5 separate regions of the Homo sapiens genome follow, and regions 1, 2, 4 and 5 are each linked to region 3. The links are chromatin loops, found by intact Hi-C in ENCODE. Cell type or tissue: heart right ventricle. All regions are shown on one strand. Links, peaks and the distances in the headings refer to the core of each region. The heading gives the core; the rest is flanking DNA. Region 1 has its middle 28 kb from the start of CD82-AS1. Region 2 overlaps CD82 (CD82 molecule). Region 3 overlaps TSPAN18 (tetraspanin 18). Region 4 overlaps TSPAN18 (tetraspanin 18). Region 5 overlaps TSPAN18 (tetraspanin 18).

Evidence for each region. Hi-C counts contacts between places; a loop is a spot of excess contacts. Peaks named below come from ENCODE experiments on the same cell type or tissue, not always from the same donor. Only the 100,000 strongest peaks of a DNase experiment are listed, where the experiment ranks them.
Region 1: a loop joins it to region 3, with 5 times the contacts of the local background. A loop is called at or near these places in 72 of 110 quality-filtered maps.
Region 2: it touches region 3 in a loop (10-fold over the local background); 72 of 110 quality-filtered maps call a loop at or near these places.
Region 4: it touches region 3 in a loop (2.4-fold over the local background); 18 of 110 quality-filtered maps call a loop at or near these places.
Region 5: it touches region 3 in a loop (2.5-fold over the local background); 14 of 110 quality-filtered maps call a loop at or near these places.

The regions. Positions count from the first base shown.
Region 1 is chr11:44,630,449-44,636,122 of GRCh38, reverse strand. No RefSeq gene overlaps it. Among named protein-coding and RNA genes, the nearest start is that of CD82-AS1, 28 kb to the right of the region's middle. RefSeq lists an enhancer at 215-1,003. In heart right ventricle, for the core only: CTCF peaks have their summits at 2,297 (motif pointing left), 2,984 and 3,188 (motif pointing right); DNase peaks (open chromatin) are centred at 1,322, 3,172 and 4,122; H3K4me3 peaks cover 1,346 bases; H3K27ac peaks cover 3,165 bases.
Region 2 is chr11:44,618,940-44,624,375 of GRCh38, reverse strand. It overlaps CD82 (CD82 molecule), which reads right to left. Exons shown (of 10, transcript NM_002231.4): 10 at 4,018-5,327. The coding sequence ends at 5,250. Among named protein-coding and RNA genes, the nearest start is that of CD82-AS1, 16 kb to the right of the region's middle. In heart right ventricle, for the core only: CTCF peaks have their summits at 2,849 and 3,064 (motif pointing left); DNase peaks (open chromatin) are centred at 1,975, 3,055 and 4,195; H3K4me3 peaks cover 333 bases; H3K27ac peaks cover 1,148 bases.
Region 3 is chr11:44,890,912-44,896,585 of GRCh38, reverse strand. The region is part of intron 3 of TSPAN18 (tetraspanin 18); the gene reads right to left. Among named protein-coding and RNA genes, the nearest start is that of TP53I11, 57 kb to the left of the region's middle. RefSeq lists an enhancer at 2,841-3,412. In heart right ventricle, for the core only: CTCF peaks have their summits at 2,038 and 2,243 (motif pointing right); DNase peaks (open chromatin) are centred at 2,245, 2,438 and 3,172; H3K27ac peaks cover 1,746 bases.
Region 4 is chr11:44,783,970-44,789,643 of GRCh38, reverse strand. All of the region lies in intron 2 of TSPAN18 (tetraspanin 18), which reads right to left. Among named protein-coding and RNA genes, the nearest start is that of TSPAN18-AS1, 50 kb to the right of the region's middle. RefSeq lists enhancers at 3,034-3,633, 3,634-4,235. In heart right ventricle, for the core only: a CTCF peak has its summit at 3,151 (motif pointing left); no DNase peak of the experiment used is centred there; H3K27ac peaks cover 1,604 bases.
Region 5 is chr11:44,763,722-44,769,395 of GRCh38, reverse strand. TSPAN18 (tetraspanin 18) reads right to left here. Exons shown (of 10, transcript NM_130783.5): 2 at 4,884-4,970. Among named protein-coding and RNA genes, the nearest start is that of TSPAN18-AS1, 30 kb to the right of the region's middle. RefSeq lists an enhancer at 2,635-3,135. In heart right ventricle, for the core only: a CTCF peak has its summit at 2,841; DNase peaks (open chromatin) are centred at 2,265, 2,695 and 3,075; H3K27ac peaks cover 4,000 bases.

The sequences.
Region 1 (5,674 bases), core at 969-4,968, 260 kb after region 3:
TAGAGACGGGGTTTCACTATGTTGATCAGGCTGGTCTCGAACTCCTGACTTCAGGTGATCCACCCACCTCAGCCTCCCAAAGTGCTGGGATTACAGGTGTGAGCCACCACACCCGGCTGGAGTTATTTATTCTTTACCCTTACACTAGGAATTGAGTTCTGTAAGATCCCAATTTCATGAGGAATTCTCTTATAGACCCTCCACCTTGAGCAAGCCACATAACTCTTACTACTATTATGTGATTTTTGGTGGTGGTGATGTGTGTAGGTGTGGGTTTTGTGAAGCACCTGGCAAGACTAATGTTCTGAGGGACACCCTTGAAGTGTTGGTTCATTGGCACCTGCTGGGGCAGCCCAGGTGATCTTCCAGAGATCAGACAGAGATCTTGGGCAGGGCAGATTACAGCAGACCCTGCTGCCTTCTGATCTCCCTGGAGGAATGGGAGGAAGGCTTTCCTCCTCCCAATGCCAAGCCAACCAACCTTCAGCATTCTGAATTCTGGGGCTCCAGACCCCAGGTGCTGGGGGATAGAGATTGATGGCCTGGTTGTATTTCAAGGTTGTTCCTGAATAAAACCTCCATTCAGGTATTTATTTGGGAAGAAGAGAGAAGAGCCAGTGCTGGGAGTTGGGATTGCGCCTTTGGCCACAATGAGGAGGAAAAATCGCTGCAATCAAAGTGAGGAGGAGTGCTTAGAATTTCCACGGGCAGCAAGGTCCAAGGCCCACTCCCACGTGGCCCCCCACACCGCGGGATGGCTGCTGTGATCCCAGGAAATGGGTGTTGACCTCACAGCTTGACAGCATTGGTGAAAAGTCCTTGTCTTTCAGCTAACCCTGACAGCAAAGGACCAGCCATTTAGTTTTGAAATGGACCTTGAGGAATTCGGAGTGAACACCCCACAGGCAACCGAGATGGACTGAAGGTCCCCTTGTAAGTGGAGCAGGGGCTTGCGGTGCATGGTGTCTTTGAAGCCTCACACCCGCTCACTCGCCCCCGGAGGCAGGTCCTATTATCATCCGAGATGAAGCTGAAAGAGATAAAGTCCCTTGTCCAGGGCCACCCTGCTGGTGAGGGGAAGAGCCTCAGTGTGCATTGGGGTACGTCTGGCTGGGTCTCCAGGACTATAACTGCTCGAGCTGAGCAGCCTCCAGCTGGGGAAGCATCAGACCAGATCCCACCCACCAGGAAGCCTGGGGTGGGGGGAGGATCTTCATGTTGGTCCCAGGGCACAGCCCCTCCCCCACCCAGGATGTGTCATTCTCACAGGGGCAGCCAGGGGTGAAGGGTAAGCCGGCCGGGGGCGGGGTGGGACCAGGGAGGGTGACGTCACCGCCGGGCTTAGTAATGCTTTGGCAGAGCCTGAAGCTCCCACCTTGGGAGGGAGGGGAAGGAGGAGGGGCATCGCTGGAGCCAGCATCCAGGAGGCTGCCAAGTCGGTGATCAGGGACGGGCACCCTGCCAGGAGCACCCCAGACCAGGCCTCCTGGGAAGGGGGGGACTCTGGGAGAGGAGAGACACTCTTGGTGTGCTGGGAGGGGACCCTGCAAAGCGGTGTCTGTATCAGATTGAGTGCAGAGTGATCCTCGGACTGTCTGTCCATCTGACTGGCAAGGCTGGCGGCCAGCCATCCCCTGATCAATGCCCAACTGTCTGACCGCCTGACCGTTGAGTCCCGTCACTGGCAGATGGACTGCCTGACTGATTTACATGACTGATGCTTGGAGGAGCCATGAAGGATGGGCCAAATCTCTGTCCACATCCGTGAGACCCTGGGCTACCCTCTGAACCTGATGCCACCTCTTATAAACACCCAGGGTCAAGCGAAAGAAGAGAGAAAATTAGCATCTACTGAGGTTTATCAAATACCCAGCCTTGGGCCAGATGCTGGAGGGACACAGCCAAATCTGACAGGGACCCGCCCTCAGGAGCCCACATTCTAGTAGGGGAGACAGAGTCACAGCCGTAATGACAGAAACCAGTGCATTAGATAAGCAAAATCAGGCGAAAGGGAAAACAGCTTTATTCTTGTCACCCAACATTTTTATTTTTTATTTTTTTTTACTTTTTATGATTCCTTCTCCGGTGGAAGTTCATCCCCCCATTCCTGGATGAAAACTCGGGCAGCCCCACAAGTTTTCTGCCCCCGGTTAGGTGATAAAAATTCTTAGGTCACTTTAAATTGCAAATACAGAGTCAGGTTGGCATTAAAAGTGTCTGGTCCGAGGTAGTAACTGCATCTTTGAACTTGGTTCAAAGCTAACCCTTCTTTCTGCCCTTGCTGCCCTCTGCAGGCAGCAAGCTGGAGAAGGGGCTTGGACCTACTTTGCCCCTGCACATGCCCTTGCTCCATGCCCCTCTTCCCGCATGTTGCTACAGACTGAGCACCCCTAATTCAAAAATTCAAAATCTGAAATGCTCCAAAATTCAAAACTTTTTGAGTACCCATGGCATGACACTACGAGTGTAGAATATTCCACCTAACCTCTGCTTTCTGATGGTTCAATATGCACAAACTTGGTTTCATGCACAAAGTTATTTCAAATAGTGTAGAAATTACCTCCAGACTATGTGTGGAAGATGCATATGAAACATAAATAAATTTTGTGTTTAAGGCTTGGGTCCCATTCCCAAGATATCCTATCATGTATCTGTAAATATTCCCAAATCCAAAAATATCCCAGATCTTGTCCGGGCACGGCGGCTAATGCCTGTAATCCCAGCACTTCGGGAAGCTGAGGTGGGTGGATCACTTGAGGCTAGGAGTTCGAGATCAGCCTGGCCAACATGGTGAAACCCCATCTTTACTAAAAAACACAAAAATTAGCCGAGCGTGATGGCGTATGCCTGTAATCCCAGCTACTTGGGAGGCTGAGGCTGGAGAATCACTTGAACCTGGGAGGTGGAGGTTGCAGTGAGTTGAGAATGTGCCGCTGCACGCCAGCCTGGGCAACAATAGTGAAACTCTGTCTAAAATATATATATATATATATATCCCAAATCTAAAACACTTCTGGTCCAGACATTTTGGATAAGGGACACTCACTCTGTATTTGCAGTTCCGGGGCTGCCAGGGCATAGCCCAGAAGGGAGAGGAGTCGGGAAGGAAAGGTTTTGTCTCACCGGTCCTGTTGTGGGATGGCTTCTGCTCACAGGGCCCGGCAGGGGGCAGGGCTGACTCTGTGGATTCTTCTGGACGCCTCCTTCCTGTCCCGGGAGGCTTTGGCTGCACTTCCCACACCGTGGGCCAGGGGCATCCTGTAGGTGGCTGCTGCCCGCTCTAACCCTGGCTTTCCATGCCCACCCCACACTCATGCTCTGCTGTAGCCCTTCCCAGATTTACTTGTCCACATAATTCTGAAGAGGAGGAGGAGGAAGAGCTGTGTTTTGTCAAAGTTCTTGGCAGACCAGGCCCATGTTTGAACCCCAGAAAATATACTTGTTTTCTGCACTCTGTTGAACTCTGGGGAATCCCAGCCAATCCCACCTCAGATCTATCTTCTGTTTATTCCTAGCAGATAGCAGCCCCTTGCTGGCCTTTTTAGATTTTCCTGGTGGGAGCCAACTTTGTCTAGGCTTCTGCATCCCCAACTCACTGGAGACACACGTTACCATCTTCTCATAATCCACTGGGACGCTCTAACCAAGCCATGAGAGGGGCAGGCATTTCCAAAACAGCCCCTCATAGGGGCTGGAAATCTAAGCATCCCCAGATCTCCCTCCAAAGAAATCCTTTTGACCAAACGTCTCCTTCTCTCTAGTCACTTGAGCTTCTGATACCCTCAACAGTCGGGCCATTAGCCTGTTCTCGGCCCAAGCTTCCACCATGGCTCTTATTCCATGATAGGACCCCTCATTTCCCCCCAGCTGCATTCCTTCCCCAGGGTCCCCAAGCCCAGGAAATACAGGCTTCAGCATACTCAGCGGCTCAAGCTGTATCTTGGCGTCTTTGCTGACTCTTGCAGTCTAACCCCAGTGTGCCCTTTTGCTCTGGATTTGCCCATCTCACACCTCTCAGCCTTGGCACTTGCTGTGTCCCCTGCCTTCTCTCTCCTCCAGGGCCTGGCGAATGTGGCTCACCTTTGGCTGTCCAGGGTGGCTCTCGGTCTCCTGATTGCAAATCCTTCCTGTCTCCCAAAATAGCCTGAACTCTAAGGTTGTGGAAGTGCTGCCCTCTCCGGAGCTCTGGGGAGGCTCCCTGGGTCCTACAGATCTGAGTTTCATCTGACAACACATATATGGGCACGCTGGAACTCACCCATTCATTTGCTGAGCACCTATTACATGCCAGGCACTGAGCTAGGCACTCAGGATACAGTAGTAAAGAATCAATAACATCCCTGTACACACTCAGGAGCCCCCACAGCATATATGTGGACACACACACACACACGCACACATGCACACGCACACAGACATAAACAAAGACCCCAGTTTACAACAGGTTTCCTGGGGGCTGGACTTCATAAGGCCTAAGTTCATAGTCAATATGTAACAATAAAATGTCCCTCTTGGCCAGGCGAAGTGGCTCATGCCTGTAATCCTAGCACTTTGGGAGGCCAAGGCGGGCAGATCACCTGAGGTCGGGAGTTCAAGACCAGCTTGATCAATATGGAGAAACCTCGTCTCTACTAAAAATACAAAATTAGCTTGGCATGGTGGTGCATGCCTGTAATCCCAGCTGCTCGGGAGGCTGAGGCAGGAGAATCGCTTGAACCTGGGAGGTGGAGGTTGCAGTGAGCCGAGATCGTGCCATTGCACTCCAGCCTGGGCAACAATAGTGAAACTCTGTCTCAAAAAAAAAAAAAAAAAAAAAAAAAGTCCCTCTTGCTGCCTTCTCTCCCCGCGCCTGTGCTGGGCCGAAAACAGGAAAATGGCCCGCCTGTGCTCAGGAGGTGGGAGGCAGTGAGATGGGCATTGTATGTTCCAAATGGCCTCACTGAGTTCTAGTCCTAATACCTGCCATGCGACTCCAGACTGGCCACCCCTCCTCTGGATCATGATAGAAATGGCAGATGCTGCTGACCATCATCGACCCCTCTTTCTTCTCCTTCCCCCAGCCCTTCTAGGCTGGGGCAGCTCTCCTTCCAGAGCGTAAGGTGCCACCTCCAGGCAAGGCCCACTGGGCTAATCCCAGGCCTGAGGTTTTGTCCTGACTGGGCCTCCTTTAGAAAGTGCTGCCCCCCATTTCCTCCTAAGCAGAGTGGACAGAGGACATCATGCTCAGGGTGTCCTTTCCCCCAGGGGCATCCTGATTCATAGGACCCTTGTCACACACTGGGGCTGCAGCCACCTTCCTCCAACTTCTAGAGGTGGTCATTGTGAGGTTGGAGGCTGGAGCCCCATCCTTTTGGGCCACTGGTGGCAACACCCCTCCACCTCTCCTCTTCCTTCCCTGGAAGACTGGCACCCATCCTCGACACTGCCTCCATGCCTCCTCCTTCAGGAAGCCTGCCAGGTCTCTCTTCTATCTCAGACTGGAGGAACCCCGGCCCAACCCTCTGAGACATGTAAGCAGTATATTCACTTTTCTCCTCTCCAAGCTTTGCTCTAAGCCAGCACTTCTCAAACTGCCCGTGTATCTGAATCAACCGAGGTACTTTTAAAAGCCCAGATTTCCGGCCAGGTGTGGTGGGTTACACCTGTAATCCCAGCACTTTGGGAGGCCGAGGTG
Region 2 (5,436 bases), core at 1,437-5,436, 270 kb after region 3:
GGACCCCTCCACTCCTATCAGCTGCCACTAACATCCCTTCCCGCCCACTCAGTCCTCCAAGAGGCTGCTGGAGACTCTCCAGCTCTCTCCTTCCACTCCCCACCTCCACACAGCCCCTCTGCACTCCCAGCTGTTCTGGCTGGCCGCCCCTCTGCCCCCAGCATCCTGCAGGAAGCCCACTCCTATCCCAGGGGCTACTGCTTAAAGCATCTGAGGTCACTTGGGGAGAGGCACTTGGCTCTGGGCCTGACATTCCCCTTGCTCAGAAGGCAGGTGCTGGGGAAATGATGTCAGATGGGACAGCTGGGGGCCGGGGTGCTCACAGCTCAGATGTCCTCTAATGGCCCTCCTACCTGCTCACCTTCCCACTAGGCAAGAGGCTGAGTACAGGTCTTACCTGCCCCAGCCCCAGCCCCTTGGGCCAATCAGCCATCCCTGCCCCGGAGGCACCAAGGCCCAAAGTCCTCCCGTGGGCCTCATTCCTACTCAGGGAAGGTATCCCCCAGAGGATGGGAAACCTCCCCTTGAAGCTGGGGCCAGTCCTGGAATGGGCTGCTTGGGGAATGAGCTCACTGTGTACGTGACCGCATTTGGCTCCCACAACAGCACTGGGAGTGAGGAATGAGAGTCCCCATTTTCCCGATAAGACTAAGAGAGGTGAAGTTGCACAGCCTGTCACGTCCAGTGGCAGCTGCTCTGATTCTATTTGATTTCAGTTGGGAAGGGGATTGCCAGGGCAATGGCTGATTCCTGCACTGTGGCAGGGGCGATGAGCACTTCCTCCTACTTTCCTGTTTGTTCGACGCGCTGTTCATTCTACTTCCTTCCACAGGAAGGGGCCTTGGATGGGCCCCAGGGATCCCACAGCAGCACTTGGCTCAGACTGTGCTGTCAGCAGTCGGCAGTGTGTGCTGGTACGTACCTGTGTACGTGTGGCAGGGTGTGCTGTGTGCATGCGTGTGCTGTGTGTGCACGTGTGTCCTGGTGCATCAGTTGTGTGCAAGAGTCTCTACACTCATCAGAATGCAGGTGCCATGTGGGCAGGGGGTTTGTGTGTGTTCACTGCTGTGTTCCTAAGATCCTAGAACTGTGCTTCACAAATAGTCTGTGCCATTAAGTATTCATGGGATGAATGAATGAATAAATGAATAAACCTTAGCCTACAGCCTCTAAAGACCCCAGAGAACAGCCAGACATTTGCCCCGAGGCAGCGTAGCAACCTGGGTCTCTGTCCTTCTGCAGGGGAGAAAGGCGATGGGAGCGCTGGCCCAGGAGATGCCTGTTGGCTAGATGCTCCAGCGTCACCAGTGTGCCCCTCCACCCGGCTGCTCTCAGCCTGGGGGACCTGCTCACCTGGAAGATCATCTGGGGCAGAGGCTGGAGGCAGCTCTGCTAGGAGACAGGATGGTGATCAGCGGCAGAGGGGGCTCTGCAGTGTAGGCCCGGGAAGGCCAGGCAGGAAGACACTTGGCTTTCCCTGTTCACTACGGGCCACCCATGGCTTAGTCTCAGGGAAGAAGAGCTAGGGTTCCTCCCAGCTGGGAATGGACTGAGCCCTCAGGGGCCTTCAGGGCCTCGAGTGTGTGCGTGTGAGAGAGTGCATGCATGTATGTGCACATGTATCAGGCTGCCATTCACCAGTACTCACCCAGCCAGCCATACCAGTTATTATGAATAAAATGGAGAAATATTTCCACACCAGTTGAAAATTCCCCCCCAGCTCAATCTCTCAGAGCTCCTGCACCTCCCGCCAATCCATACGTAAGGATCCCATTCCAGCTCAGGCCTGACTTCCATACCTATTGGTCAGTGGCCATGCCAATCAGTGCCCCCCAAAGTCCAGCTCCCTGAACACATCCTAGGCACTGTCTCTAACCTCCCACGGGAGCCCAAAGAGCAACCCTTTGCTCCAGCCATTCTTCCTGGCTGCCCCAGGGAGCTGTGGGTGGGCACTGCCAAGGAGCACCCTTGTACTCTCCTCCACATGGTACCCATGTGCCAGTCCTTTGGGCCTGTCAGGGCCCTTGGCAGGAGAGATGGCAGCCCACAGAGGGCCCAGGGAGGGCAGCTGGAAGGTGTGGAAGCCCCAGATGGGCATGGGACAGATTAGTGGCTGCAGGGACGATTCTGAGTGTTAGACATGGGTCTATGTTCCCTCCCTCCCAAAACCTCACAGGCTGGGAGTAAGTGGGTTGCTGAAACTGGGTGCTCCCCAGGAGGTTGAAATGAGGAACCCAGCAGGCTCAGAGCTCACAGTGACCAGATTTCACAAAAGCGAGGGTCAGAGCCTCACACTACACACGTCCTGGGGCTGTTCTGGGAAATCTGGAAGGGCAGGAGCCAGTGGAGCCAGGAGGATGGTCTTTGAAGTCAGATACGTGGGGTTCAAATCCTGGCTCTGGCCCCTTCCAGCTGTGAGCTCTGGGCAGGATGGACGTGTCAGAGGAAGCAGCCCACCCCTTCGCTAACTTCTGACGTTTTCTCAGTCCTCTATTTTGCAAACAGCTTTGAGCCCACCCTCAGCCTGCCAGGCCCCGTGTCGCACAGGAAGATGGAGATGCAGCTGGACTCAAACTCAGGTCCCCTTGCTCCCAGTGAGAAAGCATTTATGAAAAGACACCCAACAGCTCTCTGCTACCCTTCCTGAGGGTGGAAGCTGTGGGGGGCCAGGGAAGTCAGGCCAGGTGGAACCATCGACATTTTCCTCTCCTGCCCCCATCCCAGAGGGAGGCGACCAAGGCCACAGAGGGACCCACAGCCGACCCCACCGCTGACACCTCCTCAGCTGCCACATTCGCTGAGAGGTCATCACGTGGCTTGGGACAGACATTACTCCAGGTCTGAAAATCTTCCGGAATCAACGCAAAGGGGTGCAAATAGGCAGATTCCTTGTCCCCACCCTAGATCTGCAGCGCCAGAATCCTTGAGCCTTGGAATCTGCATTTTCACAAGTGCTTCCACTGGAGTGGGACGCTGGCAGGCCCCGCGTTGGCGAAACTGGGAGTAACCACGGAACCTTTGGGCTCTGCCGGGCTCCTAGGCTGAGGCTGCAGCGCCGCCTGGTGGTCCCTGCTGAAACACCACTCTAGCCGCCGCCCCGCCTGGCCCCACTGCAGGGAGGCAAGAGTTCCCCTCCCCACTGGCTCCAGAAATGAGAGAAGGTGGGGCAAGTGCCCTCTGGACTTCATGACGCCGGGCAAGGGGCATGCTGGGGCTCAGTCGTCAGAGCCGTGCACAAGTAAGAGCAAGCTTCTTTTTCTTTTTCTCTCTCTCTCTCTGTCGTTTTCTTTTTCTTCCTTTCTTCTTTTTTGACAGATTCTCGCTCTGTTGCCCAGGCTGAAGTGCAGTGGCACAATCTTGGCTCACTGCAACCTCCATCCCCCGGGTTCAAGCAATTCTCCTTTCTCAGCCTCCTGAGTAGCTGGCATTACAGGCGTGCACCACCACACTCGGCTAATTTCTGTATTTTTTGGAGAGATGGGGTTTCACCATGTTGGCCAGGTTGGACTCGAACTCCTGACCTCAAGTGATCCACCTGCCTCAGCCTCCCAAAGTCTCACATTTCATCTTAAAAAGTCCCCTGAATTCTGCACATCTTACTCCATCACATTTCTTTAGTATGAAAATGTTTCCTTCCACAAATCTTTGCAGAAACGGATGCTCTAGAAAGCGATGCCAAGTTTATCCTGTGGCTTCCCTGTCCCCCATCACCAGCCCACTTTTGTGCAGCTTCTGGGGGCACCCATACCCTAGTTTCAGAAGCAGGAATTGAGAGGTACAATCTATACCTCTCTTAGCACCAAATCAAACTCCAGGCACCCCGGCATGCAGGCAGGCCCATCAGAGCCTGGCCCATCACGGTCCTAAGGTTCAGGCTGCAGAAGCAGATGCCTGCGGGGAGGGCAGAGCAGTGAGGGGTCCAGCAGTCTCCAGCAGACCCAGCCACTCTGCTCACACCCTCTGCCCTGGGTCCTCCCCTGCCCCAGGAAGCAGCATCCCTACCATTCCAGACTAGACTGTTATAAATCCTCTTTAATAGTCTTAGAATCTTGAGTGTGTTTTACAGAATGGTGCACACAAAGCCCCCTCCCCTCTCCCCCTACAAGGCACAGCCTCACCCACCCCACTCCCCAGGGGCCAGAGGACCGCTTGCCAAGAAAGGCCAGCCCACCTTCTCCCAGGAGAAGCCATCCTCCTCCTCCCCGCCCCTGGCCAGCTCCGGACCCTGGAGAATACAGGACCAGCTCTGTGCCATGCCCCCAAGGACTCACCTGTCCCTAAGCAGCTCAGGGCCAAGCCAGATCCCCTTACCCAGGCAGACCCCCTCCAGCCCAGCTCCCCTAGGCCGTGTCCCTAGGGCATGGCCTAGGCTAATCTGAGCTGTCTAGATGGACCTGCATCAGGCCTGGGGAAGGGGTGCCACCCCTTAATATCAGGTAAAACCCACCCTCTCCCCTCTCCCACTGCCTTCAATATAATTGTGAAAAATAAAGATATAAATGTCATAGTGGGAAATAAGTTGACCCACCCAGTAGGCAGTCTCCTGACAGCCCAGAGTGCCTTATCTAACGCCCTTCCCTCCCCAATTTTTTTTTTTTTTTTTTTTTTTTTTGAGACGGAGTCTCTTTCTGTCCCCCAGGCTGGAGTGCAGTAGCACGATCTCAGCTCACTGCAACCTCCGCTCCCGGGTTCACACCATTCTCCTGCCTCAGCCTCCCAAGTAGCTGGGACTACAGGTGCCCGCCACCGCGCCCGGCTAAATTTTTTTTGTATTTTTAGTAGAGACGGGGTTTCACCATGTTAGCCAGGATGGTCTCGATCTCCTGACCTCGTGATCCACCCGCCTCGGCCTCCCAAAGTGCTGGGATTACAGGCGTGAGCCACCGCGCCCGGCCCCCTCCTCCCCAATTTTTCATACAGTTGCCCCTATACAATATACACACCCTTGAGGGCAGGTAGAAGTCCAGCCCACCTGCGCCAGGGACGCTGTGGGGAGCATTTTTCTCTGAGTTGCTAAGAGAACCCTGATGGGCGGTGAGCAGAGGAACCACAGAACAGCCAGGGCTCAAGGCTGGCAGCGGATAGGCCAGGAGAGATCGCTAGGCCCCAGAAAGCCCCCTACTTTCAGTCAGGATGGGCAAGAGGGTCTTCGCAGTGAAGTGGGAGGCAGGCCTGGAGGAGGGAGCCAGGGAGACCCCTGGGAGCCCTGAGGTTGGGGGCCAGGCAGGGAGATGGGGATAGCAGCTGCCTCAGTACTTGGGGACCTTGCTGTAGTCTTCGGAATGGACGTGCCGGCACAAGCAGATGGACAGGACCATCCCCAGGAGCTGTGGGGAGAGGCGGAGAGTCAGAGGGAGGCTGGGTGTCCCGGCCTCAGACGCCCCAGCCTCACCATCCAGGTTTACATGGGGATTAAGTGGATCCTCAACTTGAGCC
Region 3 (5,674 bases), core at 511-4,510:
ATGGCCACAGCCCCGGGAGCTGGCACCCCTATTTGGCCTAAACATACCTATGTGACAGGCCCTTCAACTGCCTGCCCCATCTGTGTGCACCAGCTTCAGGTACTCCGTGCACTTGGGGTACAGTGCTGGCATGCGTGAGCCCATGAAATGCTCAGAACAACCCTATGAAGTAGGTATCACACCATCATCCCCACAGTACAATGGGGAAACTGAGTCCAATGGGAAAAGAGAGAGAATTGACTTGTCCAACATCACACTGTTGGTAAGTGATGGGGCTGGAATCCAAACTCAGGGGTCAGAGTCAAAAGTGGCGTTTACAGAAAGTGCTTTCTCTTCCTGTGTGATCACAATGAATCCTCACAATAGCCCACGAGGCAGGCTACCACAGGTTCACTGGGGTCAGTGAAGGGGTGGTGGGTGAAAGATTCCTCCCCATTTACCCATCCCTCCCTTCCTCCCTCAATCCACCCAGTCAGCCATCTACCATCCACTGAGTAGATGTACATTGAGTTGCTACTATGTGCCGGGGAAGTGCCAGGGAGTGCAAGGTGCAAATAACCATGGGCACACAGGTGAGTGGTTTTTACAGAATGAAATTGAGGCTTGGAGATGCCAGTGACAAGGCCAAGCATCCTCGGGAGATTTCAAGCTGTTTCCAGCTTTGTAGTTCAGGGCCTGCACCCCATGCCCAGCCCCAGGGCTCAGGGAAACAAGGACGGGGTGATGGGTTTCCTGCCGCTTCTCTTCTCCTGCTGCATCCCAGTCCTGGTCCCCTGTATCACCATTCCCTGCCTCATCTCCGTCTGGACACTGAGGCTGATATGAGAAACATGGATGACATAGGCCAACCCAGAGACAAGGAGGAGATGCTGAACTCTGGGGAATGTCTGGCGGTTGCCTGCCTCCTCCCCACCAGGGAGCTCCAGCCCCTTTGAATGCTGTACCCTGGCTGGGAATGGGCTCACCCCTTGTGGTGTCCCAACTTCCCTGAACTAACTTCATTTCCCTTTTTTTCTTTGTCCTCTGTGAGCCCCCATCCTATTGACTGGCTCATTTGTCCTGGAAGAGGACAGCCCAGTGACACCTGCCATGCTCACCCCATCACTGATGCTTCTGCAGAGGCTGGGTTGGTTTCTGCCTTGGCCAGCTCCCTGGAGACCTTGGGAAAGTCACCCCCCTCTCCAAGGTGCTAGGTTCTCCTTGGAAAACTGTGATGATGAATTTGGAAGCCAAAGGTGGTTGTAAGAATTCACAGTACCATGGGAGCTATTATTATCAGCAGCATCAGATATTGGAAATAAGTGGATGCCCAGCCCACATTCACCAGTTATGAATGGAGCAGGGTATAGGGGAGAACCATGGACACATGGCTTGGGTAGCGTGGATACAAACATCTTTCCCCTAAACAGACCCAAATTCTAACAAATTGCCACAATTTTGTGGTAACTGAGCCTAATAACTACTAGGATTGAGGTTTTACCATGTACCAGACTCCACTATACCTTTCTCCTACCTGTCCTCTTATTTAATCCTTACCTAGGAGGTGGGTATTATTATTATCCCATTTTACAGATGAGGAAACTGAAGCGTGGGCAGGGTAACTAACTCGTCTGAGTTCATTTACCTGGTTAGCAAAACATGGCTATGATTTAGCCCCAAGTCAGCTGGACCCCAAACCAGAGCTCCTGATACGACACCTATCCGTGGGGTGTGGCACCAGAGACAGGAAGCGCCGTGCCCCAGTCTGCAAAGTCTCCAGCCCAGTGCTGCTCTTCCCTGAACCAGGCAGCGAGGCACAGAGGCCCAGGAAGTTGGCTAAACTTCTTCCCTGAGCCAGCTGGAGGCCCTTGGGGATGGCCCAGGCCGGCCATCCCTTGACAGATGGGAGCCCTGAGGCCCAGAAAGGCACAGAGATGGGACCGAGGTCACGCAGTGCCTCGGGGCTTTCCTCGGCGGACCCCTGCCCGGGCCAGACAGCTTTATTAATCTCGCCCCTCCTGTCGCCCAGATGGCGGCTCAGCCCCATCTGCACGGAGCAGGGGCCCAGGAGGGGCTCTCTGATTAAGAAGAACAGCTCAGTTCATAAATCACTCCTTTTACTTTCACTCCCCCCCGCCCCCAGGCATGCTTTCTAGAGAGAAGGAAAGGAGGCGGCCGGACAAGAGAGATGGAGAAGCCCCCAGTGGAGGAAGGTTTGGGCTGGTGCAGAGCCGAGAAAGGGCTTGCACGTGCCCTGGCCAGGAGAGGGCGCTGTGGCCAAGGGCAGAGCCTCAGAGGACCGTGTGTTCCCCTGCAACTGCGTTCCCACCAGTGGGGGATCTGCCTGTGCCAGCCATAAGCCTGAGCCAGACGCCTCACCTCCAGAGCCTCACCTCCGCATCTGGGAGGTGGGGATGTTCAGAACTAACTTCTAGGATCCTTTCCAGGAGGATGCAAGGGGATGATGAGGGTGAAAGGACTTGACAGGCTGCACACCCCGTTCCCTCCTTCCTGCGCTCCCGGCACCAACAGCGCCAGCCCTGGGCTTGGTCCAAGGCATAGGGACCAAGGGCTGCCCTTCCTCAAGGACTCACTCAAGTCTAGTGAGACTCAATCACCGCAGTCCCTACTTGGAGAGAAGTGTTAATGGCCACATTAACCCAGTGTCCTGGGCTTGCCAGGCAAGATACAGAAACGAAACCCTGACTGCCAGGGTGAGGCTGGGGTCGGGAGAGCCTAGAATCAGGGAGGCCATGTGGGGAGGACTGGGACAGGGTCAGCATTTACTAAGGCCTGATATTAACGCAAGGCAATGTATTATGGGCGTTCACTTAAAATGATCTCACTTGATCCTCCAAAAAGCTCTACAAAGTAGACGATATTATCATCATTCCCTTTTAGGGATGAGGAAACTAAAGCTTCATGGGGCTAGAAAGGTCCCAGAGCTGGGAAGAGATGGAGCTGGGATTTGTAGCCAGGTTTTGCTGGACTGCAAACCCACATCTTTTCCTTGGTCAGGACGCCGGCCCGAGGCCTAGAAGACTAACAATGATTCTTGCCATCAGGTTCAAGGCTGATGGGGAGGACTTATTTGCTCACTGGCTGTGCCTGCTGGGCCTCATCCCAAGACAGACGGTCTCATAAACAAGCAATTGGCCTGAGATCCTGGCGTGCCTGGTGCTGGCACCAACATGGGGACATGGTCACAGCTGAGCGGGGGATAAAATCTAATTAGGCTCCTGAGGGGCGGGTGCCTTAAGGATTAACCAGGAGCACAGCCTGCTGTGGATGCAATTGGATCCTAAATGACAGCCTCCCCTGCCCCCGCCGGCTCATGGAGCTGTGAATGTCAAGGTGGCACAGAGCATCTGCAGGCTCTGGGAAGGACCCCTCTCTAGTCTGTGAGTTGAGCCAGGATGGGCACCCTGTCCCTGCCACCAGCCCTTTCCTCTGTCCCATGTAGAACACCCACAGGGCCATCAGAGAATCGTCAAAGAAGGAAGCATCTTAGTGAAGGTTGTCTCCAACTCCTCATTTCACACTGCGGGAGCTGAGGCCCAGAGAGGGACGGGCTCTTGCCCAGAGTCACACAGCACAGCTAGAACGAGGACCTCCTGACATGAAGCCCGCTGCTCTTCCCACCAATTGAGGCAGCCTCCCAGGACTTATTACACCTGCACGTAGGTAACTCCTGAAAGTGCTTTATACACTTTATGTCATCAGACCCTCTCAACTACCCTGCGAGGTGAGCAGTCATGTTTTACAGATGAGGAAACTGCGGCTCACTAGCCTGAAGTCACACAGTAGGTTGGAGGACCTGCTGGGACAAAATAAGGTTCCTGGCTCTTCTGCCCTGGCTGTCTTCCAGAGGACTCTGAGCCCCCAATCCCCAGGGTCACCCTCAAACAATCCATGCCTCCCATCCCCCATAGACCGGGGCTGGACTTAAGCCACAGAAGGTGCCAGTCCCAGACACAGGTCGGAGGTCCCTCTGCCTGTCTTAGGCACTAGACATTGTACTGAGACCACCTGTTTGCAAAGGCCTCTGCGGACAAAGCTCTTTGCCCTCTTTCAGGGACTGTTACTTTGCCACTTTGTCAGAAGGCAAGGCAACCTGGGAAACCCACGCAGTTTGAAATTGGGGGGAGCACAGAAGCACGGAGGTCACTCCATTAGGAAGAGTGTTTGGCCTGAGGACACTAGCGTCCACCTCCAACAGCCAAGTGTAGTTGAAGCAGGCCAAGCAACCAAGTCCAGGGGCCTGGGAGGAATGGCGCGGGTCAGAGTGAAGCCACCCTCTCTGCTCAGGATGCCTACCTACACCCTGTCATGTGAGCCCAGCAGAGCCCTGCAGGAAAGGTGCCTGGCAGCCAAACTGGTGATCTGGGGAAAGGCAGGTACCAGGAGGAGAGAAGCAGACATCCAGGTGTGGCAGGGAAACCCCAGTTCTGGGAGATGGTATAAGCACCAGGGGATAGGAAGGAAGGTTGACTCAGCCTGCTGTGGGGAGAGCAGACAGCCCCGCAGCCTCCCACAGCCTTGGGGAAGGGGCTGTAGGCACAAGGGGGCAGGTGGCCTGGCTGCTTCCCTGGGGTTCAGAGAGCATCCACTCAGTGGCCTCCCTGAGTAGTCAAAGAACAAGCTTCCTCCAACCAACCACTATTCTTGTGGTAATTCACACCATAACACTCTTGATTCATTCACTCCTGCCTACGTTCGTGCTTTTGTTCATTTCCCATTTAGTGAGCATCCTTGGCCTTTGCAGGAGCCTCACTGGCCAGAAAGAATGGAAGGAGTGACCCCTAGACCTGAGGTCTGGGGGATCAGCCAGCAGCAGCCTCTGAAGTTCCTCTGGTGATGGATAGCCCTGCTCTGGCTGCTCCAAAGCGTCCCTGTGTCCTAGTCCCTCAGGAACCCCCTATACACACACATGGGCTGACGGCCACAGCAGTCCCACCAATCCTCACCGTGTCCGCTGCCCAGCCTTGCACAAGCCAGAGCTTCTGGCAACACCTGCTCTGGCTCACCTGGACTGAGTCTTGTTTCTTATCCTCCAGGTTGCCTCCCTGAAGGTTTTTGGAAATTTCATGCTAACCAGAGCCTGGGTTTCCACAGCTCTTTCTGTACACCTGGCCTTGAACTAAAGGCATACAGGTCCTTACAAGAATCTAGAGGGTGTGTCCACTCTCCGCTGACCTGTAATTGAACTGGGCTTAGAGATGGTGTGCAACCTACCTCACATCATTCAGTCAGGCTGCAAAAGCCATCTGGCCTGACTCCAAAGCCCAGCACCTAGCCCCTTAGCAAGGATCTCTCCCATCCACCCCCACCCTTCGGCAGTCTCGTGAGGCCTCTGGACCCCACCTAAATATAATACATAAGATTAAAAAGGAAACCATTTATATTGAAATAGAGCTATCAGAAACTTTATCTTGGGGGACAGGGTCTCGCCCTGTTGCCCAGGTTGGAATGCAGTGGCATGATCATGGCTCACTGCAGCCTCCAACTTCTGGACTCAAGGAATCCTCCCACCCCAGCCTCTCAAGTAGCTGGAACTCCAGATGCATGCCACTATGCGCAGCTAATTTTTTCCCTTTTTGTAGAGACAGGGTCTCCCTATGACACCCAGACTGGTCTCGAACTCTGGGGCTCAAGCAATCTCCTGCCTTGGTCTCCCAAAGTGCTGGGATTACAG
Region 4 (5,674 bases), core at 731-4,730, 110 kb after region 3:
CAGAATCACCAATCTCGAAGCCTCCTCAAGAGCTCACCTCCCTCTGCACAATGTCATGGCTACTTTCAAGGATGAACAGAGCTTTGTTACTTGCCAAAGCCAGCCTCACTTTTTGTCTCATCAAATTTCTACAATCCCCCTTCAAGATAGGCCTTTGTCAGGTGTGGAAACTGGGGCTCAGAGACATTAAGGAACTTGTCCTAAGACACACAGCAAGTTCATAAAGGAACTGACAAATTGAAGAGCTTTTTTCTTGGCAGAAGGAAAAGCCAATAGAGCCATTTTTCTTCCAAAGGCTCCAAATTGGATAATTTAATCTCAGTTTTGGCTAAAGATGGGAAGATCCCTACAAGATTTGACGTTGGGTAGCTGTTTTATTCCCCTGCCTGTGACTTATTTCTGTTGGGAAATAAGAACCTCAGCTTCTCTGATGATCACGGCTCTGCGTCACGCAAACACTGGTAAGCTGTGAAAAGAATTCATTGATGAATTCATGCAACACTCTCTCCCTGGGTGAATGAAACCCAGAGACTGACACGAGGGTGTTATTGTCAGGTTAGCGCGAAGGGAAAATCCGCAAGTCTTCCTTCCCTTGCTGTTCCTTTTCCTGTCTGGACAACACACGTGCCTGCGTTGCTTTTTGTGGTTTTCTCCACATGCCGAGCCCAGGCACCCCACGTAGATGTGTTTGCAGAAAGGCAACACCAGCTGCATGCGTGGATTCTTCCAGTCACTTGGCCCTCTCTTCTCTCCATGAAGTGGCAGGGAGGGAATCAGTGTAAAATCAGCTCTGACATATGACCTCCTCTTAATCTTCAGGTACAGGAGAAACAAAGCCACCAGCAAGGTGCTGCCAGCTCTCACAAATACTTCCCTTTGCAGAAAACCCCTCCTCCAGGCCGGGTGCGGTGGCTCAAGTCTGTAATCCCAGCACTTTGGGAGGCCGAGGCGGGGAGATCACAAGGTCAGGAGACAGAGACCATCCTGGCCAACATGGTGAAACCCCATCTCTACAAAAATTAGTTGGGCGTGGTGGCACATGCCTGTAATCCCAGCTACTCCGGAGGCTGGAACAGGAGAATTGCTTGAACCAGGGAGTCAGAGGTTGCAGTGAGCCAAGATCACGCCATTGCACTCAAGCCTGGGAGACATAGCAAGACTCTGGCTCAAAAAAAAAAAAAAAAAAAGAGAAAAAAAGAAAACCCATCCTCCAACCTGCACTGACCAATATAGTAGCCACTAGTCACGTGTGCCTCTTGACGTTTAAACTCATTAAAATTGAAAAGCTAGTCCCTCGGTTGCACTAGTCAGTTTGATGTGCAAGTGGCTCTCGTATTGGACAGCGCACGTAGACAGCATTTCAATCCACACAGAAAGTTCCATTGAGCAGTGCAGCCCAAGAGCTGCTGAGGTTCTGCGGTGACCAATCCCGCCCATCTGGGGACTGAGGGTCCTGGGATGAGGGCTGCTCCCTGAGTCCCTGGCCCTCCAAAGCTTCAACCACCAACTGTGTACCGAAGGTTCCTGGGCCCCCGCCTGAACCATGGAGGAAAAGGCACGAGAAAAAGTTTGCCAGCCAGCTCCCATTTCCATGCTCAACCTTTTCTTCATCTGCAAAATGGGGATAATGATACTTGTCCCACAGAGAGAATGCCTGGAATGTCCCTGGGCCTGGACCAGGCTCCTAGTAGGTCCACAGTGAACAGAAGCCAGTGTGACTGTCTGCCTGTGTTGTAACGAGGGGCTTTAAGGCAAACACACAGGCTGGGAAGGGCGAGTTAAGTGAGCAGTAACATTGGGGTCTTCTGAGAACTCCAGAGAGCACCCTCGCAAAAAAGGACTGCTACAGATCCCCTCAAAAGCATCACCTGGCAGCTGGAGGACAGGTCAGCCAGATCCCTGGCTTTTGCCTGGGCACAGATGATCTTCACATCTGCCGATATCTATTCATTGCTTTGGGCCTGGCGAGTTTTAACGTTTTACATGCAGTCTCTCTTTAACCCTCGTAAGAAGCCTATTAAGTCAGATTGTTATTATTTACACTATACAGATAAAGAAACAGAGGCACAGGGAAGCCAAGAGAGCCAGGCAGTGTGGCTCTTACCCTCTAAGCCTGCTGCCTTCCCACTCTGTCTAAGAGGATGAGAATCAACCTGCACAGCCAGCAATGCCAGCACACTGAGTTGTCCACTGCAGGAATTTTTCCAGCTCTGCACCACCCATGACTGTGGAAAGATCCGAATTGCAGGTGGGGATGGGATAAGTTCAGGTTCTGGAATCCACATAAGGTGACTCTGAATTGCAACTGTGTTCCTCACTAACTACATAAGAATTAATTCTCCTCTCTGAGCCTCAGTTTCCTTATCTGTAAAATGGGAATCCTAAAAGTACATACATCACAGGGTTGATGTGAGGATTAAGTGAGTTGATGGAAGTAATAGTGGCACATAGAAAGCACTCAAATATCGGCAGCTTAGATCACTGTTTTTCAAGAGTTGAAATTTTTGCCCCAAACAATTTGCATAGATTTAGAATCCATTCTATTTATATTGTGTCTCCGTCCAAATCTTGTCCCCAGCCCACAAGCATCATATGTATGCCTTCCTAATTAGGCCCTGCCCTGGCTAATAGTCAGAGCAGTTTGCCTTCCTAAGATCACCCTAAATGGTGGCAGAGGAAAATGGAGCAAGGGTTAAAAATGCTAACTGGACAGGCCAGGAGCGGTGGCTCATGCCTGTAATCCTAGCACTTTGGGAGGCCGAGGTGGGCAGATCACTTGAGGTCAGGAGTTCAAGACCAGCCTGGCCAACATGGAGAAACCCAGTCTCTACTAAAAATACACAACTTAGCAGGGCATGGTGGTGGGTGTCTGCAATCCCAGCTACTCAGGAGGCTGAGGCAGGAGAATCGCTTGAACCCAGGGGACAGAGGTTGCAGTGAGCCGAGATCGCACCTCTGCACTACAGCCTGGGCAACAGAGTGAAACTCTGTCTTTAAAAAAAAAAAAAAAAAAAAAAAAAGTAAGTGGATAATCCTGTGCAGGTAGCAGGGAAGTGACCACATCACCCTAGATCCTGGGGCAACTTCCACTCACCAGCAGGGTCCGGGGGAGGAGAGCCCTCATGCTTGCCCCCTAGGGGTAGCAGATGCCACAAAACTGGCAGGGAACCACACTGAGGACATCACCGAGTTTCACTCTGAACCTACCCAACGCCAGCTTTCAAAGCCCAGACCCACAGAGTTTCTTTCCCTGCAGCCTCTTCTACCCTCTGTCCCCAGCCCCAGAAGCCCATCTGGCCCCTCCCCATGAGGAGGCCTGGGGCAGGCAGCCCACAGGACAGAAAGGAAGCTCCTGCTGTGCTCTGTCACTTACCAGCAGGGACCATCCTCTGAGCCTCAGTCTGCTCATCTGTCAAACAGAGATACAACACATGCCCAGCCTACTGGGCACAGCATCAGGAGCCTGAATGATCATGGTGGGTGTGCCAAGCTTTTTAAATCTCAGACTGCCAAACACCACGGGGCCCTGTGGCATCACTTGGTGCCCTCATCTCACCTGTCCTACTGACAGCTAGCTGGGTGGGGCCCTCGCTGTGCATGAGGCACAGTGCTCAGCACTTCACAGGCTCTGCCTGCCTAACCCTCAACATGGCCCAGGTAGGCACGACTGCCGTATCCACCTTGTAGAAAGGGAAACAGGAAGAGTTAAGTGACTTGCCCTGGGTCACACAAATAGCAAGTAGCAAGTGTTTGCAACCCTCTGCCAGCAAGTTTGTGGGCACCTCCCACTCTTGCCCCTCGAACCCCAGCATCGAAGCTGCCCTGGCTCCACTGCTTGGCAAGGTGGCAAGATTGAGAGACCCCAGGAGTGAAGTTATGCTAAGTCCAGTCCTGCTAAGTACAAAGTTCTACAAAGTCCCGCCAAAGACCCAAAATACATAGACTGAAAAGGAAAGGGGCAGGGGGAGGCCCCAGACAAAGGGAGCATTATCAACATTATAAAACCACCTTGCCAAAGCCACAAGTACTTTGTGGAAAAAACTCACAGGGGGCTGCAGTTTGGGCCAAAGCACAAATGAGGCATTTGAGGGGATAAAAGCCTGCTTCAGGGGGCGGTGGGGGGCAGGGGGCATGTACCATGAGGATAACTTTTTTGTACGAGGGGGGAAAAACACCTCTATTTCTTCCTTTTCAACAACTGCACAGCTACAGGGGTGGGATTCGGAAGCTCTGTAACTCTATCCGTGGTTGCAGAGCTCAACAAGCATTTGCCGAACGAATATATAAATGAATAGAAAACATTAAAGTAACGGATGTGAAAAAGCTATTAAAAAAAATCAAGAGGGAATACATGGAAAATCTGGGATGGGAAAAAGGTGACTTCAGGCAGAGCATACAGGGTTTTCCATGTCTCTGGATCTGGTTGGTGGGTACTCATGTATTCAGTGTATTGTTATAATCCATCCCCTGCATTTATTTTGTAAATATCCTTTTGCATCTCATCAACATTTAACAAAAGCATTCACAATGCAAAATATATCAGGCCCCTAGGAAACATCTGGATTTTAGCACTAGCCCTGCCCAGATTTAGAACCACGCTTTGTCTCATTACCGTGGTTAGGGATGATTAAAATCACCATAGATATTCTTAATGATACATTTTATTTATACAGCACTCCACATTTTTATAGCATTCACCACTCACATTATTAGGTTTAAACTTAGTAGTGCAGTCGCCTTAGGGTAGAAATATTCAAAACCAGATCTGCTGTTCACTCACAACCCTGCCTTTTGCCAACTGTGAGACCCTGAACAAGCCATTTAACTCCCGGAGCCTTGATTTCCCAATTGGGAAAATGGAGAGAATGTACTTGTGCTGTCTACCTTGCCGGTGGTTGCTGGGTTATCATCACTGATTGACCAAGTCATGGAGTGATTCCTGTGTACCAAGCACAGCCCCAAGGGCTGGGGACGCAGCAGAGAACAAGGTGGGGGTGGCAGCTTCCTTCACAGAGTCTTCTGTCCCGGGATGGAGACGGACAGTGAACAAAGAACACTGCCACAGTATTGCATTACACTGTGATAAATAGGGGAAGTGATAGCACAGAGTCTCCAGAGCGGTTAGAGCACGGAGTCCAACCCAGTTTGCGGGGCCGACCTAGGGGCATTCATGCCTGAATACATTCTCAACATCTATGGCCTTTGTGGAGAGGTAATGGATGGACATGACTGTGGTAAAGACAAGAGTAAAAGCAAGACCATGAGCTGAAAACAGAGGCCCTGGGAGCAGGGCTGAGAGCCTGCCTGTACACACCAGAGAAAAATGCTGACATACGCTGGTACAGGTTGGTCCTCATATGTCACTGGGAGCCCCACAGTCTAACTACAGCCTGTTCGGTCCCTCTCCATTCCCTAGAAGCTAAGGCAGGAATGTCTGCCCCAGAAGGGGACTCTGGATCTGGGACTATGGCCCCGTATCCTCTCCATTTTGTCAGTACCAGCACCCCCTTATTAATGGCATGTTGCATTTTACCCCCAAGTCAAGGGATGACTTGCATTTTTACCCCCAAGTCAAGAATCCCAAGGGATGGGATTCTAAATTGTACTACAATCTCTCCCTCAGCCAACAAAGCAGGCTGTGCTCTGACCCCTCCCTGGCTGTGCCTCTGGGGTC
Region 5 (5,674 bases), core at 1,085-5,084, 130 kb after region 3:
ATGCTGATACCTAAACCAGAAAAAATCATTACAAGAAAAGAAAACTACAGACCAATATCTCTCATGAATGTAAATGCAAAAATCCTCAACAAATATTAACAAATTAAACTCAAGAATGTATTAAAGGACTTAGATACCATGATCAGGTGAGATTTATTCCAGGTACACAAGACTGGTTCAATATTAACAAATCAAATAATAGGCCAGGTGCAGTGGCTCACGCCTGCAATCCCAGCACTTTGGGAGGCCGAGGCAGGTGGATCACGAGGTCAGGAGTTCAAGACTAGCCTGGCCAAAATGATGAAACCTCATCTCTACTAAAAATACAAAAAAATTAGCTGGGCATGGTAGCATGCGCCTGTAATCTCAGCTATTCGGGAGGCTGAGGCAGAGAATTTCTTAACCTGAAAGGCGGAGGTTGCAGTGACCAGAAATCGCACCACTGCACTCCAGCCTGGGCAACAGAGTGAGACTCTGTTTCAAAAAAAAAAAAAAAAAAAAAATCAAATAGTATAATCCATCATATCAACAATCTAATGAAGAAAAATTGCAGGATCATATCAATAAATGCAGAAAAAGCATTTGACAAAATCCAATATCTATTCATGATAAAAACTCTCAGCAAACTAGGAATTAAGGGGATCTTCCTCAAGTTGATAAAGAGCATCTACAGAACACCGATAGTTAATATCATACTCAATTATGAGAAATTTGAGGCTGTCCTGCTAAGATCAGGAATAAGGCAAGGATGTCCCTTCTCCCACATTATACTGGAAGTCCTAGCTACTGCAATAAGACAAGAAAAGAAAAGGCATACAGATTGAGAAGGAAGAAGTAAAACTGTCTTTTTTTGCAGAAGATATGATCATTTATGTAGAAAACCTGAAAGAAATTACAAAAAAAAAATCCTGGAACAAATAAGCAATTATACTAAGGTTGTAGGATAGGAAGTTAATATAGAAAAGTCATTGCTTTCCTATCTACCAGCAAGGAGCAAGTGGAATTTGAAATTTAAAAACATAAAACCATTTCTATTAACACCTAAAGAAATAAAATACTTGAGAATAAATCTAATAAAATATGTGTAAGATCTGTATGAGGAAAACTACAAAACTATATTGAAGAAATCAAAGAAGTAAATAAATGAAAACACTGATCAGTGTTCAAAAATAGGAAGACTCAATAATGTCAAGATGTCAGTTCTTCCCAACTTGATATACAGATTCAAGACGACCCCAATCAAAATCCTGCAAGTTGTTTTATGGATATCAACAAACTGATTCTAAGGTTTATTTGGAGAAGCAAAACACCCAGAATAGCCAATCAAAAATTGAAAGAGAAGAACAATGTTGGAAAACCTGACACTACCCAACTTTAAGAGTTACTATAAAGATACAGTAATAAAATGGTGTGGTATTTGTGAAAGTACAGACAAATAGATTATTGGCACAGAATTGAAAGCCCAGAAATAGAGCCGCATATATATGTCAACTGATATATGACAAAGGAGCAATGGCAATACACTGGAGAATAGACAGTCTCTTCAACAAATAGTGCCAAGGACAAGTGGATGTCCCCATACACTAGAATGACACTGAATCCCTACCTCACACTATATATGAAAATTAACTCAAAAAGAATCTATGACCTAAATATAGGAGCTAAATAAAACTCTTAGAATAAAGCACAGGAGTAAATCTCCATGATCTCGAATTTGGCAATGGATTCTTAGAATACCAAAAGCTTGAGCAACAATAACAAAAAAATAGATAAACTGAAGCCTGGGGAATCCATAGAAATTGCCTTCTCTCACTCAGCCTGCCTCAGGCCCTATGGGCAGGGGAGATAAAAACATCAGGAGACTTTCATTTCTGCCTGAGCTCCACACTCAGTGCAAGACTGGGTGGTGAATTGGAGAAGAGTGCCACCATGGGCACAGAGGGCACCTCTAGATGCAGAGAATGCCATGAGGAGCTCCCACAAACACTGTCCTTGGGCTAGGAACCCTGTGTTTGGGTCCTTAACCTTGCTGCTTTTTAGACATGAAGCCTGGAGTCATTTAAATAGCTTATTAATGCTCGCCTTCTGGGGTGTGGGTAGGATTAACAATCATCTACAGAAAGACTCCAGTAAAGATGGCTGTGAGTGAAGTGTCAGCCATCAGCTAGAGGCTTGGGATGAACTGCTCATACTTGAGGTAGCTCCAAGTGATAGCACATCAGGACAGGGAGCTGACACAACCCAGGTCCCTCTCACAGCCCTTTTTTAGACCTCACACAGAAGGAGTTATGTGTCTCCAGGGTAACCCCACTGTTTGGTTACAAACACCCAGCTCTTACATCCCAAGAGCCTGGCACTCTTCAAAGAGGTCACCTTGGGAGGCTACACTATTCCAAGGGGGCTGCCATTGTTCAAAGCAAACAGGGGCTTCCCATGGTAGTCACCTTGACCTTACAACCACCCTGTGGGGTGCATGCTCTTTGCCCATCTTACAGATGAGAAAACTGAGGCTATGGGGGATCAAGTCACTCACCCCCAAGCCAAACAGCTACTGAAGGGCAGAGCTGGGACTCAGCCCCCAATCTTCTGGCTCCAAAACCCCAGCAAAGCTTTTCCATGACAGCACATGCCTCTCTGCCTGTTGCTTTGTGGTCATCTTTATATTTTCCCTGTGATGCTATAATGTTTATCTGTTTCCTGGCTAACAAGAGGGGCAAGGCTAAATAGCTCTGCTCCCTGGGCTGTCCTCCTGAAAGTAAACCAAGAACAACAGCACCCCTGCTGCTTTGCTCTGCACTTAAAGAGATTTTTTACTCTTATACACCGAGGCTTGAGGCCCACGACTTCCCCTGATGGAGAAACGTCCCTGAGAAGAAAGGTCCTGGGGATGGGAAGGTTTTTCTGACTCACTTCAGCGCCTTCTCCAGATTAAGAATACTGGGCAGGATCCAGGCTCTGTGATAAGGCAACCGCTTCCTGTGGGGATCAGGGCAGCTGCTGCCAGGAGGTTTACAATTAAGATTATGGTCCTGGCAGCTGGCAGGGTGAGCCGTGGGACACAGACGCTGTCAGTGAGGGACAGCCTGAGTAGGCCCCAGGCCTCACTTCTCCTCCCACACTGTCCACTAAGGCCTCAGCCTGGCCCTGTTTTTATCTGCCCCTGGGAGCCGGCCACCCTGTCTTGGATTCCAGCTTAAAATAATCTAGGGCAGCCAGTGGCACACTCCAGAAGGGTGAGTGAACTATCAGATTGGTGACTAAGAAAGTGGCCAAGTGCTTTCTGACTATGGGCACAGAGGCAGCCAAAATAGAAAATGCCATTAGGCAGTGGTGCAGCACTTTACAATCTGCACACCCCAACCACCTACCAGCAACCCAGGCAGGGAAGCAGGTGGAGCGGGTGTTGAGGGCACATGTACAAGAAACAGTGCGGGGAGCTTCCTAAGTCTTCCTCGTCTTCCCCAAAGCAACCTGTGAGTAGGTGTCACTGTCCCATTTTAGAGATCAGAAAATCAAGGCCTGCAGGGATTTCATGAGATGCCCAAAATTTAAAAACAAAACAAAACAAAGTATAGGACAAGGAAACAAACCATTTTTATGTTTTTACAGGACATGGAACTTCAGAGAGATGATTTGGCTAATTATTTTTAATCTTAAGCTTCAAGTCACAGACTGAAGTAAGCAAAAGACACAAGAATTGTATGGCAGTTCAGGCAGTGGCTTCAAATCTCGATGACATTACTCAGTGCTATGTGACCTTAGACAAGTCACTTAACTTCTCTGAGGCCTGGTTTTCTCTTCTGTAATGTGGAGGTGATCATAGTGGCAAGATGACATGACAGATGAGAGGACAGAATGGGATGGTGCAGTGAGTGAGCGTCACACTGTGCCTGGCGCATGAAGCCCTCCATCATATTGCTGGTTTCTCTTCTGATAGGCAGGGACTCAAACCAAGGTTCCTCTGCACCTCGGACCCTGTGATTTACCACCAAGGGTCGGAGCCATCGTCCTTTGCCCAAGACAGGCAATCAGATCTCCTCGGAGTTTTCAGATCCCCTCTCCTCTCCATGGCCTTCCACAACCTCCCAACCCCTGACCTGTCACTTCTTCTATTTCAGCCCTGGTCTTGGAATCCCAGAAATGGAGGGCGTGAGTGCTGGAACAGAGATTCAAGTTGCAGCTGCCTCATTTTACAATGAGAAAATGAGGACCAATGAGGGAAATGACTTATAAGTCACATTGGTGGCTGAGGCTGCTCAGAGGACAGACATCCTGGCTTTTCATCCAGAAAGCTTCCATGAGGCCACCCAGCCCACCACCAGTCCCAGAATCATGGTCAGCTCAAGAAGGACTTCCCAGAGCCTCCGAAACAGACCAAGGCTTTTCTGTTCTCAGTTTCACCATGGAATGTGGTGATTGATCCTAGTACTTGTGGATTTAGACTTTGTCCAAAAGATTATCGAGGGCAGAGGGAAGGTAATCACCCTAGGAAGCGATCTCCTTATCACGGTCCCAAGACTGTGGTGGGTATGGGGGAGGCTGAGGTCAGGGAGGGGTCCTTGATACAGATTCCATGAGCCCTCATGACCCTGCCTGGAGCCCCCAGGAGCTCTACTCTTCCTTGAAGGGCTCACTCCCTGCCATCCATCAACACTCACTTCCTGCACCAAGGTGGCCCCGTTGCCCTCACCCATGAGTAAATGTCTAGGGGTGAGGACAAGAGTGAAGCCACCCTTCTCCTGCCCTGCACCCCTTGGGCAAGAGCTGAGAGCCCTCTCACATGGAAGTGGTGGTTTGGAGGGCAGGAAGAGAAGAAGAGAGAAGAGTAGACCCTCTTGTTCGAGTAAGTGAAGATGCCACCCTGCCATGTTGCCACATCATACCTCTTTCCACTGGTGTCTTTCCCTTTGGGCCCAGAGGTGCCAAGGTTCTCTTACAGTGTCCTCCTGACAGTAGCTTCTGGATACACTCTAGAGAAAGAAGAGAGAGAAACACATTTCAAAAAGGCAGGAGTCCTTGGGGACCACCTCAGTCCACATGTGGCTCCCACTCCCCAAGGTCTCCTTTCCCCACTTCCATTACTGCAAGCACAGAAGCCAGACGGGGCACCCATGACTGGTGATATGGTTTGAATGTGTCCCCATCAAATCTCAAATTGAATCATAATTCCCAGTGTCGGAGATGGGGCCTCAGATCTCCATCCAGGCAGGTGGGAGGTGATTAGATGATGGAGATAGTTTCTCATGAATGGGTTAGCACTGTCCCCTCAGTGCTGTTCTCATGATAGTGAGTGAGATACCGTGAGATCTGCTTGTTTAAAAGTGTGTAGCACCTTCCCCTCTCTCTCTCTTTCTCCTGTCCCTATCTGTCACTATGCGTGCTTCCCCTTCCACCATGATTGTAAGTTTCCTGAGGCCTCTTCAGAAGCAGATGCTGTCATGCTTCCTGTACAGCCTATAGAACTGTGAGCCAATTAAATCTTTTTTTATATATAAATTACCCAGTCTCAGGTATTTCTTTACAGCAGTGCAAGAATGGACTAATACAGCTGGAAAGGCAGGACTAAGCACCAGCCCCACAAAGCTTCCCAGGATAGCGTCCCCAGAGCCTGTGAATGGGGGCATATTTTCAATCTTCCCAAGTCAGCCCGGAGCCTATATATCCATGTGATGGC